Linked DNA regions of Mus musculus: region 2 is linked to region 1. The links are chromatin loops, found by intact Hi-C in ENCODE. Cell type or tissue: gastrocnemius. All regions are shown on one strand. Links, peaks and the distances in the headings refer to the core of each region. The heading gives the core; the rest is flanking DNA.

What was found. Peaks named below come from ENCODE experiments on the same cell type or tissue, not always from the same donor. Only the 100,000 strongest peaks of a DNase experiment are listed, where the experiment ranks them.
Region 2: it touches region 1 in a loop (2.2-fold over the local background); 3 of 42 quality-filtered maps call a loop at or near these places.

What each region holds. Positions count from the first base shown.
Region 1 is chr1:88,289,398-88,298,928 of GRCm38, reverse strand. No RefSeq gene overlaps it. Among named protein-coding and RNA genes, the nearest start is that of Trpm8, 13 kb to the left of the region's middle. In gastrocnemius, for the core only: no CTCF peak of the experiment used is centred there; a DNase peak (open chromatin) is centred at 4,075.
Region 2 is chr1:88,223,860-88,233,390 of GRCm38, reverse strand. Mroh2a (maestro heat-like repeat family member 2A) reads right to left here and starts at 6,371. Exons shown (of 42, transcript NM_001281466.1): 1 at 6,163-6,371; 2 at 5,245-5,337; 3 at 4,983-5,164; 4 at 2,918-3,049; 5 at 2,603-2,765; 6 at 1,049-1,147; 7 at 1-74. The coding sequence starts at 5,323. In gastrocnemius, for the core only: no CTCF peak of the experiment used is centred there; no DNase peak of the experiment used is centred there.

The sequences.
Region 1 (9,531 bases), core at 573-8,572:
CATGTGATGTGCACTCTCCTGTGACAGAGTAGGTGCACACATCAGCAAGAAATGAAGTCAGGCAAGCAAGGCAGAACTTGGAGTTGTATCTGGGCTACTGCTTGAAGGTGTCACCACCTTGGATGAGGCTCATCCTCCTCCATCAATCCTTCTTGAAAACGGTGTTACAGGACATCTAAATGCCTGTCCCTTACTTGATTCTAAATCTAATCACCTCAATAGCCACATCCTGTGGTGCGTCTGGCAGACTTACTTATAAGACAAGATGCTTTTATTGAATGGATCTCATGATTATGAGATATGGTATAATTTCAAAGTGTTTTGTTACCTGCAAGATTCTGTTTGTCATTGCTACAGCAGGGGGCCTGGAGCAGTCTCTTCTTGTGGGGTGTCCACCAGAGAAGACTAGGGCATACATGGGTTTAAGCCAACAGAAAGTCTTTATTAGCCAGCCAGCAGCCACACTGGATGTTTGGGGTTCTAGTATAGCACTGAGCCTTTCTCAGTGTAAGCCTTACTCACTTATAAGCCTTTATGTACAAAATCCGTTTTCTGAGTTGACATACTTCAATCAGCAGGAATAGTTAGCTAGAATCACAACTGTAGATGACCAAAAGTAAGGTTAGTGCATTTAAAGATGTCCCCAGAACTATGACATTGATAAATTAGGTCTTTGTTTTAGTTTTGGCAGGTGGTGCTGTCTAAGCACTGAGTTTCCTGGCCTAATTAGTACTACCATCATGGAGTCAGTTGTGTTATGGTTTGGGGAAGGAGGGAATGCTACCATCTCCTTCTGAAGAAGAACAAAATAAACCCACAAATGGGGAGGCCAAGGCTGGGGTCAACTGGCCTCATCATTTTGGAGTCTGGTGAGGACCGTAAGTGGCCATGCCACCTGAGCATGCTGACACATCCAGAGCTATAAAACAGGAGGGGAAGAAACCTTTTGAGGGCGTGTCCCCAGTGTCCTAAGGACTTTCCTTAAAGCCACACCTTCTAAAAGTCCACAGCATCCCCCAGGAGGCAAGCCTTTTATTTATTTATTTATTTATTTATTTATTTATTTATTTATTTATTTATTTGTAGGAATGATGAAATTAACAAAAAGTTATGGGCCAGGGCAGGGTCTGAACCTTGTTGAAGTTGGGTCTCTTGTTTCTGCCACACTGCATACTACGTACGGGCAAGTTGGACCACAAACAGCCAGGTGATTCCTTGGTCTCTAGCTCCCATCTTGAGCTTGCCGAGCCCAGTTGATATGAGTGTCGTGCCCTCCTCCACCCGGAGATGCAGTATGTATGCTCTTTAAGGGTGTTGTCACTGAAGACCACTTCTAGGACTCCCAAAGCTCATAAATGCAACATGAAAATCCCTCTTTTGGCTCTAGATACCAAGAAGAAGAGACTGACAGGACCACACTAGTGGCAAGAAGTCTTTTCCCCTCTTAATTTTGCCTTTTTCTTCCTTCTTTCCTTCCTTTCTTCCTTTCTGTCTCCCATCCCTCTCTCTTTCCTTCCTTTCCTTCTTTTCTTCATTCCTTTCCTTCCACCCCTTTCTCCTTCCTCCTCTCCCCACCCTCTTTCCTTCTCTCCCTCCCTTGCTTCTTCCCTCCCTCCCTCCCTCCCTCCCTCCCTCCCTCCCTCCCTCCCTCCCTCCCTCCCTCCCTCCCTTCCTTCCTTCCTTCCTTCCTTCCTTCCTTCCCTCCTTCCCCTTCCCTCCATCTTCTCTTCTTCCTTCATTTCACAGATGCACAATCAGAAGGCAACTGAACCCATCAGATGATACTGGATTTGTGGGAATTTCAAAAATAAGGCTCTGCTTTTTGAGAAGGAGTGTTTAATCACAAATAGACATATTATAGGCAGACTGTTATACGGTCCAAAGAATAAGGTAGCTCCCAATTATATTCACCTATGATGTTCTTTTTTTTTTGTTTTGTGTTGTTGTTGCTGTTTTTAATGTTAGTTAATTTTCTGTCACATTCCAAAATCAAGCTAGCTTGGGGATAGGAATTGGTCCCTTGTATTTTCCATTGTATTTTAAGTACATAAAATAGAACCTGGACTAAATTTAGTGTGCAGAAAACAATAACAAAATAACAAGAGAAGAAAAAATGGAGATGAAAAATGAGACTTGGGGGGGGGGAGCGCCTGCCCCACAATCCTGACAGCCTGAGTTTGTTCCTCAGAGATCACATGAGAGAGCAGGATTTGGCAAGCGGCATGCATCTGGTTCTCCTACAGCAAAATGGGAAGTAGAGACCAAGGAATCTCCTGGAGGCTCATGGTCCAACTTACCTGCTGTCTTAGTTAGGGTTTTACTGCTGTGAACAGACACCATGACCAAGGCAAGTCTTATAAAGGACAACATTTAATTGGGGCTGGCTTACAAGTTCAGAGGTTCAGTCCATTGTCATCAAGGCAGGAACATGGCAGTAGCCAGGCAGGCATGGTGCAGGAGATGCTGAGAGTTCTACAATATCCTCATCTACAGCTGCTAGCAGAAGGGTCTTAAAGCCCACACCCACATTGACACACCTACTCCAACAAGGCAGGGCCACACCCTCTAATAGTGCCACTTCCTGAGCTTATCCAAACCATCACACCTGCTGTGTGCAGCACAGCAGAAACAAGAGACCTCACCTCAATGAGGTGGAAGAGGAGAATCATTTCCCAAAAGTTGTCCTCTGGTCACATTTGTGCTGTGGTACGTGTGCAAACCCCACACACATGTGTGTGCACACACAAACACACAACGAGAAGAGGAGGGGTCCTGTGGCGTTAAGCCATGTTTGTACTGTTTCCTGGATAGTACACATTAAACTGATACAGTCTCACACAAGCAGCGAATTCTAACTCCCTCTTCAGTTTCCCTCTCTCTGTGGAGATTTAATTGGTTTACAACCTCATAATATCACACGAAAGCGACAGAAAAAGACACTGGAAACAGACATATCCTTTCTCCATTTTATTAGCCCTTTTGAGTGGCTGGAGTTCAAGGCTTGCTGAAGGGTGACTTCATAGCAGCCTAAGCTCGGTGTGTCACGGGCAGGCGCAGCACACACTCTCCTGCCTGACAAGTCTTAGAAGACGCCAGCTGAGAGCATCACCACCACTGTGAAATTAATTTATTGACCCTGATTAATTGACCCACTAACTGTTATAACTGAGAAAAGAGGAGAAATATGGTGGGAATCCAGACAAAGCAGTTATTTATATTATGCTGTCAAGAAAACAAAATGAAGAAACTTAAAAAAAAATCAATAAGCCAATAACTCAAGCACAGAGCAGCTCCAGCCTGTGAAACATACAGTGGTGTATAGGTCACGGGACCTATAGCTGAATTCATGTATATTTTAAATTTATTTTTTGGCCCTTTCACTAACCCAGGGATGGAATAAATCATTTGGGCTCATATATGTTCCATGTCTTCCTGTGACTTTTTCTATACAAAGTTGGTTCCTGTCCAAGACTAGAACTCAGGTATGAAACATTTTTCCCTCTGGTACCTGTCTTAGTCAGGGTTTCTATTCCTGCACAAACATCATGACCAAGAAGCAAGTTGGGGAGGAAAGGGTTTATTCAGCTGACACTTCCACATTGCTGTTCACCACCAAGGAAGTCAGGACTGGAACTCAAGCAGGTCAGGAAACAGGAGCTGATGCAGAGGCCATGGAGGGATGTTACTTACTGGCTTGCTTCCCCTGGCTTGCTCAGCTTGCTTTCTTATAGAACCCAGGACTACCAGCCCAGGGATGGCACCACCCACAATGGGCCCTCCTGACCTTGTTCACTAATTAAGAAAATGCCTTACAGCTGGATTTCATGGAGGCATTTCCTCAATTTCCTTTCTCTGTGTCAGATTAACATACAAAACCAGCCAGTACAGTACCCAATGCTTTTAGAGATGGGTTGTGACCAGCATGATGACCCTGCATCTGCCTTGGTTCCTGAGACATCAGGACTAGTAACCACTGATGTTTCTGTATGTTGATTGAGTTATTCAGATACCTACCACCAGAGCTACTTCTGTGGCCATTCTGTAGAATGAGATGGGAAACTGAGCAAACTGGCTCCCTGCCCATGTTTCCACTATCTTAGGTGTGGTGTTCCTTGCCCCATTTGAAGGTCAAAAGCCGCCCTTATCAGGAGACTCTTGTCTGCAACTGAATTTATTTCTAGGGTCAAGTAATAAAAAAACAAAACAAAACAAACAAACAAACAACCTAGACTCATAACAAGACCCAGTCTGGAAATACAGACACACAGGAGGGCTCTCAGTGATTCTCCCCCCCTCCACCTTCTCTTCTCCCTTTTCCTCTCCTCTTCCTCTTCCTTCTCCCTCTCCTTGCCTCTCTCTTAGCTCCTTCTCACTTTTCATTTTCTATCTTCTTTTTCATCAAAACTCTTGCCAATCCCAGCACAACTGCTCTGCAATGGTAAGGAGTGGGTAGCCTCTGTCACAGGTAAGAATACTGAAGCAACACTACAAAGTGATAACTCTATATGGCTTGCTAGCCATGACTTGTCTCTGTTCCAGCTGGATAGAAAGGATCAGTTTGCTTGATACCCCAGAAACCTCACTCAGTGTCCAGTCAGTTTCCCGAGCAGAAAGAGCCACGTAGTGGTTTCAGACGCTCCTTCAGTTGTCCTTGCTTGTTTGTCCCTCGTTGCTCTTTTTCTGAATGATTGCTCTGTTAATAATGTGAACTCAGAGCATGAAGAACTTCTGCCCTTGCCCAGAGAGCCCCTATCATTGTAGAACCATGTGCCCAGGTGGATCCCTCTTTGCTGGGCTGTGAACTTGCTCTCAGGCCAGCCTGCATGTGGGATGTGGCGGTGAGCTCTTGCACATGGCGGAAGTGTTGGAACTGTGAGACCCTGCTCGCGGTGACAAGGCCAAGGCGGGAAGTGTCACAGTGGGGCATCCTGGCCTTTACCATCACTCTCTTTGATAGCTTCATGCAGGCCAGAAAGGCAGGCAGAATCAGAAGAAGCAAGGAACAGCAATGGAAGCCTGTGCTTCTCAGCCACCCACGTGGACAGGGAAGCCTCCTCGCCACTGAGAGCAGTTGAAAGCAATTATTGAAAGCCATTTAAATTCTAAATACACTGAATTTTAGAGAAAAAAAATGCAATGAAATGACACTTTCATGAAAAATATATGAGGTTGCTTCCAGTAATTATAGATTAGCACGGATGCTTCTTTCATTGGCCATTAATTTATATCAATTATTTATGTAGTCCTGTGAAGCTGTAGGCTAAGAACCACTTAGCACTGGGTGCCCAAGTGTGCTCTTTAGAGGGACAGACTATAGCTTCTGTTTGGATTATTTTTTTCCCCTATGACTAACACAAAAAGAAAACAAAATCAGCAGTTGAAATGAAAGCCCATTTAAAAAAAAAATCTAAGATAAGGTCTCATGACCAGGATTAGTAGCACACACTTTTAATCCCAGCACTTGGAAGGCGGAGGCAAGTGGATCTCTGTGAGTTGGAGGGCAGCCTGGTCTACAAAGTGAGTTCCAGGACAGCCTGGTCTACGCAGTGAAATTGTGTTTCAACCTCCCCAACCCCAAAATAAGAGAGAGCCTCATGGATCCCAGGCTGTCGTGGAACTCACTAAGCCAAGGATACCCTTGAGCTTTTGATTCTCTGACTCACCTCCCAGATATCTTTTTTTTTTAAACTAACATTTATTTTCATTTTATGTGTATATGTGAGTACCTGCTTGTGTGTGCATACAATGTCCCAGGAGGCCAAGAAAGCATTGGATCCCCTAGAACTGGAGTTAGAGACAATTTTGAGCTATCATGTGGGTTCTGGGAACCGACTCCTCTTGCAAGATCAGAAAGTGCTCATGACCACTGAGCCATCTCTCTGACCCCATCACACGCCATCCTGAATGAGCATCTATTGCCCTCATCCTCTGCCACCTAAAGTTATGCTGAGAATTTTTGCAACATATTTTTTGCTCTTTTCTTCTTCAGTCCCATGAAAGATTGTCTTTCTAAGAGAATCTCTGGTGACCCAAAGTGGTGGACACAGGAGGAACTGTCCTGACTCACTGGGCAACCTGCCCATGCCTTTAAGACTGGACCCTGTTCAGGCTCCTTCATCACATTTGATCACAAAAAGCAAGTGGAGAATGCTCAAGCCCTGGGCACTGAGCAAATTCAAAACTCGGATCCAGCACTGAGCTCACTGCTGTATTGTACTTTTTTTCTCTCCTTCTTTGTGTGTGTGTGTGTTTTATTAGATATTTTCTTTATTTACATTTCAAATGTTATCCCCCTTCCTTGTTTCCCCTACAAAAAAACCCCTGTCCCCTCCCATTCCCCCTGCTTACCAAGCCACCCACTCCTGCTTCCCTGACCTGGTATTCCCCTACACTGGGGCATCGATCCTTCTCAGGACCAAGGTCCTCTCCTCCCACTGATGTCCAACTAGGCCATCCTCAGCTACATATGCACCTGGAGTCATGGGTCTCCTCCATGTGTACTCTTTGGTTGGTGGTTTAGTCTCTGGGTACTCTGGGGTTACTGGTTAGTCCATATTGCTGTTCCTCCAAAGGGGCTGCAAACCCCTTCACCTCCTTCAGTCCTTTCTCTAGCTCCTCCATTGGGGCAAGGGGAAACCTTGTGTGCAGTCTAACAGAGACTCAAGGAAAGGCCATCCAGAGACTGCCCCACTTGAGAATCCATCCCATAGACAGCTACCAAACCCAGACACTATTGTGGATGCCAACAAGAGCTTGCCGACAGGGGCCTGATATAGCTGTCTCCTGTGATGCTGTGCCAGTGCTGTACTGTTCTTTCTACCTCTGTACTGTTTTCTGGTTTTAAGCGATTAATGATAACTAAAGTGGCTTCTCTATACAGAACACAGATTCTTGCAAAGATGGGGAGGATGTCTCCGTGAGACTGTATGTAACATAACATGAATAGGGATGGTGGTTTTCATGTCCAGGTGAGCTCACTGCATGGGACCAAAGACTGGGAGACCTTTTTGCCAGGCTGTGTCAACAAACTCAATCCCAAATCACCTTACAGAATCCCTTTAGCCTTTGTGGTTGACCAGTTGTCCGTCCACCTGACCCTCATGGCAGGTTGCTCTTTCATCATTTTCTTCTTCTCCTTGTTTTGTGAATTACTGGATTACTTTCTCACCTCAGCATTTTTCTCTTCTGCTTTCTTGGCCTCGATAACCCTTATCAGGTTATGGAAGGATCCGACTCAAGCACTTGCTGTTTTGAAGACCCTTCTAAGATGGCTCCTGTCCTGTCTCATCTTCTACTTCTCTGGGCCATGAATCACTAGGAGGGTAACCATGGCATTGCTCCCCAGGCTCCCCACAAGTAAATTCTAGTAAGCCTGGAAAATCTTGGACAATCTGGGATACCCAGGGCAGGCACAGAGGAGGCTTAGCATATATGTTATAATTAACAAATATTACCCAAGCCAGCAAAGACACCTTGCTGTAGTATAGAAAACTGCACCTTGATGACATGCTTAGACACAAGACGTGCTTCATTGGTTCAAATCACCGGGCATTATTTTTATTCAAATTTCTTCCCTTAACTTTCTGACAGGGGCAGTTTTATTTCAAATTAATATAATTAGTGTTGATGATGATAATAATCGCCTGGAAAGATAACAGAAATGGGACTAGGGATAGGACTCGTGCTTGTGTAGCATGCATGAGGTCCTTGCTTTGATCTCAAGCTCCATATAAACCAGGCATGGTAATGCACATCTATTATCCAAGAACTCCAGAAGTGAGGCAAGAGAGGCTCGGAAGTTCAAGGTCATCCTTGTCTACATAGCAAGTTTGAGTCTAGCCTGTGCTACATGAATAGAGATGATGGAGGAGGAGGAGAGAAGGAAGAAGAAGAGGAAGGGGAAGGGGAGGAGGAGAACAGGATTGAAAGCCTGAGTCTTATTTTAAATGAACGTATAAAATTGATGAAGTCTCAAATTTCTTCCTTCAGTAGAATAGATGCAAATGGGGTGTAGTAAAACTAGAAATAACATTTATCATCTTTAAATAGTTCTTTGTCTGCTATCAAGTACTTTTGAATATATGATGCTCTCTTATGGGTTCATATTTCAGTCGAATGGTACAATAAATAGCATTAAGCTGAGGCATCTGGCATTGCATGCAGAGTGTAGGAGCAGATAGATCAGCCTCAAAGTCTGACTGCCTGTGCTCTGGTAAGGTTCACTACAGTCTATCTGTGTGACTGACCCTGGGGCAAGTTGCTTGACATCAGTCCCTGTATCCATATACAATGGGTATACATTGAAGATGGTGCATGCTTTCTGCATTGTGAAATACAGAATGAATTAATGTTGTGATTCTCAAGCCTAATATACATTGCATTCATTGGAGAGCTTAAGATAAAGACAAACAGATCAGGGGGCTAGAGAGGAAGCTCTGTTCTTGAAGAGGACCAGAGTTCAGTTCTCAGCATCCACATCTGGAGGCTCACAACCAGCTATAACTGTAGCTCAGGGGATCCCAATTAAGATTAGAATGTAGCTTCCTAGAGCACCTGCACTTATGTGCATACATCCCCCAAGCAGATACACATAATTAAAATTTTAAAATTGTTTTTTGTTTGTTTGTTTGTTTGCTTGCTTTTTAAGCCCAGGTCACTTGGGATGGTTCATTTCCAGTGCCAATAGGATTGACTTAAAGAAGAACTAGACAAGCTAGAGATGTCTCGGTGGTTATGAGCACTTGTTGCTCTTCCAGAGGACCTGGGCACGGCACAGACATGGCAGCTCACAGCCGTATGTAACTGACGCCCTCTGCTGGCTTCTACAGGCACTGCATGCTGCAGACATGTGGGCAAAACACTCATATACATAAAAATAAATCACTGTTAAAGGAAAAATAAATAGAAATATTTAGAGAGCTGATCAAGCATGACTTCTTACTCTGTGTCTGTGAGGTGTTCCTTCCCAAAGGCAGGCTCTCTCTCTCTCTCTCTCTCTCTCTCTCTCTCTCTCTCTCTCTCTGTGTGTGTGTGTGTGTGTCTGTCTGTCTGTCTGTCTGTCTGTCCAAGAATATCCTTCTCTTCTTGCTCTGGGAACAGAAGTCCAGGATTTCTAGATTTGACTTCAGGACTTTCACTAACTGACCCTCTGGTCCATTAGCCTCTAATCTGGACTGAGAGCCCCACTATTGGCTTCCCCAGTTCTGAGGCTTTGGGACTTCTAGACTGCGCTCAAGAACCCAGGGTCTAAAGCTTGTAGATGCTCTGTATAAACACATCACAATCACTCTAATGAATTATCCTCAAATAGATAGATAGGTAGGAAATAGGCAGACAGACAGATGAATAGACAATAAGTAGGTAGGTAAATAGGTAGGTAGGTAGGTAGGTAGGTAGGTAGATAGATAGATAGATAGATAGATAGATAGATAGATAGATATGGAGAGAACCCAGAAATACACTTAAGCTTCCACCTTTAACTCCATGCTGGAGGAAGGAACTACCGTGGAAAACTTCAAAAAGTAAACAATT
Region 2 (9,531 bases), core at 1,031-9,030, 66 kb after region 1:
CGTCATCACGGGATACAGGCTGTCCTCCAGGTGCCTCAGGTAAAACTGCACCGTCTCACAGAACGTCTCCATGGCTGCCAGAAGCAGGACAGGCAGGAGGGTTGGAGCCACTCCTTCCTGGTATTCTTGGGGTTACTGGGTCTCCTCCTCTCTGTTCTGTTGGCTGTTTGCAGCCCCCTGATTCCATGTGAGCACTGAGCATACAGGTATGTCTAAGCCCCTCCTCTTGGGGATACAGGATCAGAGTGGGACCACAATCTGGAGATTCCAGTTAGGACAGCAACAAACACAACCTCTTTTCCTTAGGCATCAGGGTTTTGGGACCCAAATTAGTGTCAAATAACCAAATCACAGGGCCAGATGCTCAGATGCAAATAGCCTCCAAGGACTTTGCTGAGACAAGCCCAACAGAGAACATGTGCACTGCCCTTTCCTTCCTGCAACTGTCTCTCACCTTTCTCTGAAAGTACAGAACAAGCTACACAGAGTCACAGATATGACCATGGTCTTCTAAAATGTACCCACATGCCCCCAAGGTGGCAGACCGCAGGCTATACTGGTTAGCTTTTAATCATAAACCAGAGTCATCTGAGAGGAGGGAACCTCAATTGATCAAACACCTCCATCAGACTGGCCTGTAGGCAAGTGTATGGGGCATTTTCTTGATCAGCAATTGATGTGGGAGGACTCAGCCCACTGTGGTGGTCCTTAGCTGTATAAGAAAGTAGGCTACGGTAACTCATGAGGGACAAACTAGTGAGCAGCTTTCCTTGACCTCTGCTTTAGTTTCTGCTTCCATGTCCCTTAATGCTGGATGTCAAGTTGTAAGCTAAAGTAAACTCTTTCTTCCCCAAGTAGCTTTTGGCTATGGTGTTTATCAAAGCATCAGAAACCCTAACTAGGATGTGAACCAAACAAACTCAGAGACTGAGCAAAGCAACCACTGGGATGCAAACCAACTTCTCATTCAATAAACCCTTATTCCCCTCCTCACCCCCTTTATCCCTCTGGTTAAGGCTTGACCCACAGGCCCAAGTGAGACACGCACCACTACAGATCACCTGGCGCATCTTGGCTTCGTTGGCAAGTCTCAACATCGTGAATATGGTAGCCAGGGTGATGCCCATGTAGGGCATGAATTCAAACACTGTAGAACATCAAGAGGCCACAGGGAATCAGGGAGAGGGTTGAGAGGGGAGAAGGTAGAGAGAGTGACCCTACCGCCCACCACCTTAATACTCAGGTGTCTACCAGGAAACCCTTTGCCATCAATAATATGGCAGGGAATAGGGTGGGATGCCACATGTTTAAAAAGGGTGAACTGAAAAGAAGAGAAGGGGGAGGATGTGAGAGGGAGCAGGGAATCGAGGAGCTACAGAGGAGTGGAGGGACAGAGAGCCACAGGACAGGGAGAAGGCTGATGTGGAAAGAAAGGGCAGGAGGGTCCTGGCCAGGGAGCATGTCTGCTCAAGGGCATATGTGTGACTCTTGAAGAAGACTCGGTGTTCTCTATTCTTGGATGGAGAAAGACAGCAGACAGGACTCACAGACATGAGAGAATCCCATAGGAGACTTCCAGAGTCTAGGTCTATTCTTCTTTCCAAACCTGGCACCTCCACTCAAGCTGAGAGCACCCCTCTACATTTCCTCAGATTCTAGACTCACAGTGCGTTTCTAATGATGAACTAATTCTCTCCTTCACTAAGAGCCCCAGCAAGCCCCATCAACCAGGATCCATTCCCAGCTGTGTACTACCTACTAAACCTGCCCCAGCCCTCCTCCATCTACACAGTGTTCAGAATTGTCTTCCTAGAACTGGAATTTCATCAGACAACTGCCCCTTAGAAATCTCTACTAGCTTCCTGCACCTTAAATGAAGCTAGAGTCCTGGGATTGCTGATCCCAGTCTGCCTTTCTCACCTAACGCCCATCTCCCCGCTAGGCATCTCCAGCCACAGGAACCTCTTGGGTCTTCAGATAAATCAAGTTCATTCCTGCCCCAATGCCTTTGCACATGGTGTTCTCAACAAGTGGGATTTTTTTTTTAATTCCATCAAGCTCTCTGCACACACGCCTCCCTCCCAAGTCTCAGCTAGAATGCAACTGTCTCACTAGGAGCCCTTTCCATAGCTGTTCTCACACAGTCATCTCGGCCATCCTCTTCATAGCTGTCATCTCCTAAGCATCTGTTTCCTTGTTTCCTTGTTTATGGTCCCTACAGAAGCCAGGAACTACATGGGTTTTTCTCACCATTGGGTCCCAGCACCCAGCACAGGCTCATGGGGCAAGAGTTCCATATGCTTTTGCAGGTGGAAAGAAGGAGTAGAAAATGAGCAGAGAAACAGCGGGGGAGAAACAAAATAGAGTAGGGGTGAGTGGGGAGATATAGGTGAAGAGAGGAGACAGACAGACAGTCAGACAAAGAGAAAGCGAATCAGAAACACAATAGAAGGGAATCTGAGTGGTAAGGACTAGGCATGTCACAGAGAAAGAGAGAGAAATGCAATGGGTAGGGCCAGAAACAGAGGTAAACTGAGTGACAGAAGAGCGAGAGGCCAGCCCAATCTGGCCAGGAACTGGGGTTAGGATCTCAGACCCCTACCATTGCCATTGGCCAGCTTGGCCAGGGTGACAATGACAAACTCGTCAGTGAGGTTGAGAGGCTTGAGATGATGCTGCAGTTCATACATGACCAAGCTGAAGTGGTTTCGGGACAGAGCCACTAGAGTCTCACTGGCCACCTCGGCGGTCTCAAAATCCTCCGCCTGCAGGGAACAAGAGAGACACCGCTAGCCCTCTCCTGACTTGATCAGGTTCAGTCTGCCTCAGTTTCATGAGACAGCCTGGGCCAGGCTCAACTTCAGTCCAGCTCCTGGGTCTGCAGAAGGAAGGCATGGTGGAATCCAGGGCCTACTACCTCTGTGATATCCCGCATCTGCTTGGAGGCAATGGCCACCAGCCTTTGTATACAGTGCTCCTCCATCTCCCCTTCCTGCTGGATGATCTCCTGCATGATGTTGTAGATGTTCATTTTGCGTTGGGTAGAAATCTAGGAGCAAGCATGGCAGGTGGCAGCAGGGGTGGGGCTTTTCCCCAGCACCACCCGCCATCTCCATTCCCCACCACCTTGTCTCAGTTCTCCTCCATCTGCAGCCCCTCCCAATTCTGTGCACTCACCCAACACTCCCCGTCCCTAGTGTCCCCGTCCCTAATGTCCCCATCCCTAGAACTTACAAGTCTTTTCTCTTGGCTCAGTCAACGGTCAGTGAGGAAGGTGTCATTTGGTCAACACACAAGGTCCTTCACACACTAAATAGTGTCAGGCTTGAGAGCCCAAGAGGCAAGGACTCAGGCAGGAAACAGCTTCTATGTGGGCAGCACTTATTACCAAATAAGGTGTCCTGGTTTAGGATGGAGTTGGGCAGATGGCTTGTGTGCCCAAGGCCATATCTGGATAGTTACATTTGAGAATGATTCTTACTATGTGCATGAGTGCATATGTGCATGTGTGTGTGCATGCAGACGGAGGTCAGAGGATAGCCCAAGGGGCTGTTCCTTAAATGCTGCTCACCTTGGGTTGTTTGGTTTTGCTTTTGTTTTTTTATTAGACAGTGTCTCTCACTGGCCTGGAGCTTGCCAGATAGACTGGGCTGGTTCTTCCTGTCTCTGCCTCCTGATTGCTGGGATTACAAGTGCACACTACCAGGCTTAGCATTTTTACGTGGGTTCTGAGGATTAAACTTGGGTCCTTGGGCTTGCAAGGCAAGCATGTTACTAACTGGGCTATTCAGTCATGGGTGACTTTACACGGAGCATCATGAGTCTAGGCTTTGAACTCTGAACACAGAGGAACAGTGAGACCATGGTAACTGTTCAGTAAGGACTTCATGGCACTAGTGGCACTAGACCAAGTTCTCAGCCTTTATTGTTATCATTGCCCCTGAAGTAGCCGTTTTTTTTTCTTTTGGTGTTTCCCTAAGTGTCCCTGCCACACAAACCTTAAAGCACAAAGACCAGCAAATAATCATGTTTTCTTTTTTGTACTTTCTGATGCCTTGAGGTCTGCAGATGAGCAATGCTGTAGAGCCTGCCCTTCCTGGTGGTAGCCAACTCTAAGAGATAGTTCACCATTTGCTTGTGTGAATGCTTTTTGAGGTAGAAAATAAAGTCTCTTATAGACTGAATTGGATTCCCTCAAAGATGTATATGTTGATGTAAACCCCCTAAGTTGAATGGCATTTTGAGGGGGGCCTTTGGGAGGTAACTTGGACTTAATAATGTCAGAAGGGTGGGGCCCTGATCCAAAGGGACTGGCAACTGTTTGGAAAAACTGGAGCTCCCTGTATCTGTCTCTCTCCATAAATCAGTGGTTTTCAAGCTTCCTAATGTTCTTAGGAACCCTTGAATACAGTTCCTCATGTTGTGGTGACTCCCAACCATAAAATTATTTTGTTGCTACCACACATTTTGCTACTGTTATGTAACTATTTGATATACAACCCTCAGAGGGGTCATGACCCACAGGTTGAGAATCACTGCCACAGAGGAAAAGCCATGAAGATGGTGTCAGGGCAGCTGTCAGTAGGCCAGGAAGAGCCTTAACAGAAACCTGATCATCGGGCATCTTGACTTTGGCCTTTTAGGATGCAGAACCGAGAGGAAATGCATATCTGGAATTTTAGCCACAGAGTTTATGACAACCTGAGCAGACTGCAATCCCAGTCAATCCTGAGACCAGTCCCCACCAGCCAGGGACCTCCCAAACCTACCACACCAGACACAAAATTGCCTCCCAAACAGATCACTCTAACCCCAACTAGCCCTGAGGAATATGAGTGCCTCTGGTGTCAGCCATCTCTGCATCTTGGCCCTTAACGCTGTGTTCATGGTGACTGAAAAGGTGTGCTGAATGGTAGGTGGACTCCCAGGCATCTAAATGTATCTGGTCAAAGAGGAGGTCTGGCGGCTTAGGGTGTCCCTACCTCTGGCATCTGCAGGCAGCGGATGAGCGCGTTCATCACTACACAGGGATCCGTGGTAGCCTTCTCTGTGATTATCACTGAAGCCAAGGTCTTCCGCATGTCCAGGCCTGGCCCTGTGGTGTCTGTCTTTGCTGATTCACTGTCCATGATGTTCAGGAGGTTGGTGACTTGGAAGAATGTACCTGACACAAAGATGGTGTAGGTGTGGTGTTGAGTGGCCCAAGAGGGACCAGTGGTGTGGTGATGTGGTTGACTTCCTTACCATCATCCTCTGGCTCTAGAAGTGCCAGATGCTCTGCTTCCTCCAACATGTCTTCATTCAACTCAGTGGCTTCTTTCATGTCTCCTCAAGTGCCTTCAAGATGGATGAGATTAATAAATACTCCATGTGACAACACTCCCTAAGAAGACCTCCCAGGAGCTCACAAACTTTTTAAAACTCTTCCTTCAGTGTGGGTAGAATCTGTGACTCCGTTTGAACCATTAAATAACGTAAAAGGAGCAGGATGTTCCCCTTAGATGCAATGCTTATAGGAATTCCCTCTCTTGAGTTGCTTGTGTTGTTGGCAAAGGTGATGGGAATTGACTTCCAGGATCACATTGTTCACATGGGGCTCTTCACAGACTAGAAAAAGACACTCTGCCATCACGGAGAGGAAAGATTGGTGATGTGTGCTGCCTATGGAGGGACCATGTGGTTTGAAACTGGGGTTCCCAGTCCTGTAACTACGGGAACTGAGTTGTGCCAACCATCACATGCAGAGGAAAGGTTATTGAGTGCAAAAGAGAAAAGTAACATTGCCCACAACTTGGCTGCATCCTCTAAGACCATGAGCAGTGGGCCCAGGCAAGCCACACCCAGACTCCTGCCCATGTAGAAACTGAGATAGTGGGAACTTTTTTAATCTACTAAAGTAGTTATACTTTGTCACACAGTAATAAACCAATATGCTTAGTAAAGACAATGCCCTCCCTCTTCTCTAGATATTACAAATTTGGGACTATGGAATTCAGCCATCTCACTAACTTCAACAGCTGTTCAATACCCAAAGTTTCTTAATAAAAGACGAACCAGAACAGAAGTCCCTCTCAGAGGACCAAAGTTCCCCAGATACTTCCTCCTCCAGCCCCAGTTCCTCAACCCTCAACCCAGAATAGCACTTCAGAGGATTCCCAGGACCTGAACAGTGGCCTTGTCACGAAGTCCTCGTCTGGGTAGAACAAAAATGTTGGCTGAGGAAGATCACTGCTTTTTATCTAATATCCACCAAAGAAAATATGAACAATGGGAGGACCCAATGTCCACCACAGACACTCGGCCTCCTCCATGGTAATCCTCATGAGGAACAGGACTCCTTGCATGGCTGGAGGTTTCATTAGAACCATCACAGTTATCTCCCAGACCCTTGGAACTTTGAGATCCAACTGCCTCCCCAAGGCACTCTCAACCAGAGCTCTGGGTACATTGGGCTGAAATCAAAGCTTCACATCAAGTTTCCATTAAATATTTATATACCCAGAGGTGTGTGCTGATGTATGGTGGCCTGTTTGGGAAAAGGAAATCACTAGTGGGGGTTACAACCAAGGATCAAAGGGGTGGAGGTAGAGCCCAGTATAGAAAGGTGGAGTCAAGGCAGCTGAAGGGAGGGAAGAGCATGGGATGGCTGTGAGGAGAGACCTCCTTCGTCACTAGGGCTACTCAACAGCCAGGTGAGGAAGTGTGTTCTAACAACTGGACCAGAAGCCAGGTGAGGAGGTGTGTTCTCACTGGGAGAGTCTCAGAAGATAAGGAATTTCAAAGACAGAGAAGAATAAGTATTCTTCCATAAACCAAAGGTGGACCTCAAAAGACCTCCTGGTCACCTGTTGCTAAGAGATCTGGTCAAGAGCAGCAGTTTGTACAACAAAAGCATCGGTCTAGGGGACATCCTTCATGCATTTCAGGTTAACAGATTGACTCCGAGTCATATTGACCCACGGCTTCTTTATTAAAATTCCATTTTGAGTCTGCCCATCTTGACAAGTGAGAGTTTGTACTGACTGATGGATACAATTTTGTTTTGTTTTGTTTTTGACAATTTGACATAAGCTAAAGTTGTCTGGGAAATGGGAACCTTAGCTGAGAAAATGCCTTCATCAGATTGGCCTGTAAGTAAGTCTGTGGGACATTATCTCTCTCTCTTTTTTTAATCTTTAAAAATTATCTATTTACATGTGTGGGTGTTTTGCCTGTGGGTTATATCTGTACAACATACAAAACTGGTACCCATGGAGCTCAGAAGAGGGCACTGGATCACCTGGAACTGAAATTAAAGATGGTTATGAGTCACCATGTGGGTGCTGAGAATTGAACACAGGTCTACTTCAAGAGTAGCTAGTGCTCTTAACATTCAAGTCATCTTTCCAGCACTGGGATAATTTCTTGATTCATGATCATGTCAGAATGCCTAGTCCACTGTGTGCAGTGCCACTCCTGGAAAAGTGGTCTTGGGTTATATGAAAAAGCAGACTAAGAAAACATGAGAGCAAGCCAGTGAGCAGCATTCCCCTGTGGCCTCTGCTTCAGTTCCTGTTTCTGGGTTCCTGCCTTGGCTAAACTGACTGTGATTGGAATGTATCAGCCAAATAAACTCTTTTCTTCCCAAGATGCTTTTGTTCATGATGTTTATTACATTGGAAAGCAACCCAGGACAGAGTTCCTTCACCTCTACCTGCTTGCTTCTAACTCTTCACTCCATCCCATTTCTACTCCATGCAATTTAAAAGGTTAAAATATGAGTTTTGGGGCTGGAGAGATGGCTCAGTGAGTGAATACTAGCTCCCTAAGAATAAGTGCCCTAGTTTGAACCTTAGCACTCACATAAAAAGCCAGTCACGACTCTGTGTGTTTTCATAATTTCAGATTTGGGGGTGGAGATGGATGACTCTTGGGAGCTTGGTGATTGACTGCCATGGACCACCTCAGTTGGGTATGGGGATCCCTGGAATGAGGGTCCTTGAAGCTAGGTGGGTAAGGATTTGGCGGTGACAAACAGAAACAAACACAGAGGCAGTTTGAATCTGAGTGTATTCTGCAGCTCTCAAGCAGGGGATTTTATACATTAAAAAACCAAACATTACATCTCTTAGAAACTATATCCAGTAAAACAATCACAGATACCAACAAAAATCATTTGGCACAGTAAAGCACAAAAATCATCCAAGCATTACAACTCTGAAACTATGTATTCAGTGAATCACAAACAGAACAGGTAACATCATTGTAAATCATCAAAATATAACAATTCTAAAAGGATGTACTTAGTGGGGGCTGTCGTCCAAGGCTAGTGGCATATCTCCAGGAGCAGGTTAATAAATCTTTAATGGTCAGTGCTCTCAACCACTGAACTAACTTTCCAGCCCCAGGGTCAATTATTTAACATCTAGTGCCTGATTTTTTATAATCTTCAATGTATAAATTTAAACTATTTTAATTCTTTCTAATTAAGGCTTTCTTTACCATATGCCAAAATCCACCTCCGATGATACACGTGTAGCCATATGAAATTTTATTGTTGGGAAAGTTTTTATCATAATAGTTTTGTAAATGATTTCGAAAGTCAAGTGTTGGTTTCCCTGGGGATAAGGTCATGTTAGTGGCCCCTTATCTAGGGATGGTTTCTTGCCCATTATTCTTGCTTAAGATCTTGGCCTAGGCTACCAGGAACATGTAAATAAGAAAAGGAATAAGAGAAAACAAAAAAGACAGGTTGCCATGAGAACTACGGCTCAATATTTTTTTCTCCAGCAAAGAGTTTCACAACTGGTTCCAGGAGGTCTCTCCCTTTTGAGGTCAACCGCCTCAGTCTGTGGGAACTTGTCACACAGATCCTACTGGAGGTGGTGTGGCAGCTGGCCAGCTAGTTAAAACAGAAATTTCAGGTTCAGTGAGAGACTCTGCTTCAAGGAAATAAGGTAAAAAGTGATAGAGCAGGATACCCAACATCCTTTTCTGGCCTCCTTACATAGTCTCATGTATACCTACTCATACACACACACACACACACACACACACTGGCAAAATTAGAATGACTTCCCTGCACTCCACACCAAATACATCTTTCCCATAAACCCCAGCACTGTTCCTCATTCTGGCCATTGGAGACACATTAGTCAACATGAAACAAAATATAAAGACAGTTGTTCACAACATCCTCTCCACCTCCCCACTGGGCCTTCTCATGACCTTCAGTGATCTCTCAAGTCATATGTTTGGGGTTAAAAACTATGTGTGTTGACTGCAAGCCTACCAGGTTTGGCTAAGCATGTTTTCTGTTGTCCATGTGGATACAGGACTAGAACATGCCTTTGCCCTCTGGGGTCTTCAGATATAATACACAAGTATTGTATGGGTTAGAACCAGAAGTAAATGTGTCAGCAATTGATGTGTACCAAACATTTTCAAAATTCAATGTCTGAAACAACAAATTATTGTCTACAGGTCACCTAGCTGTGCTGAGTTGGGTCACATCTAGCTAAGTACAACTGGAGTCACTTTGTGCAAAGGGCT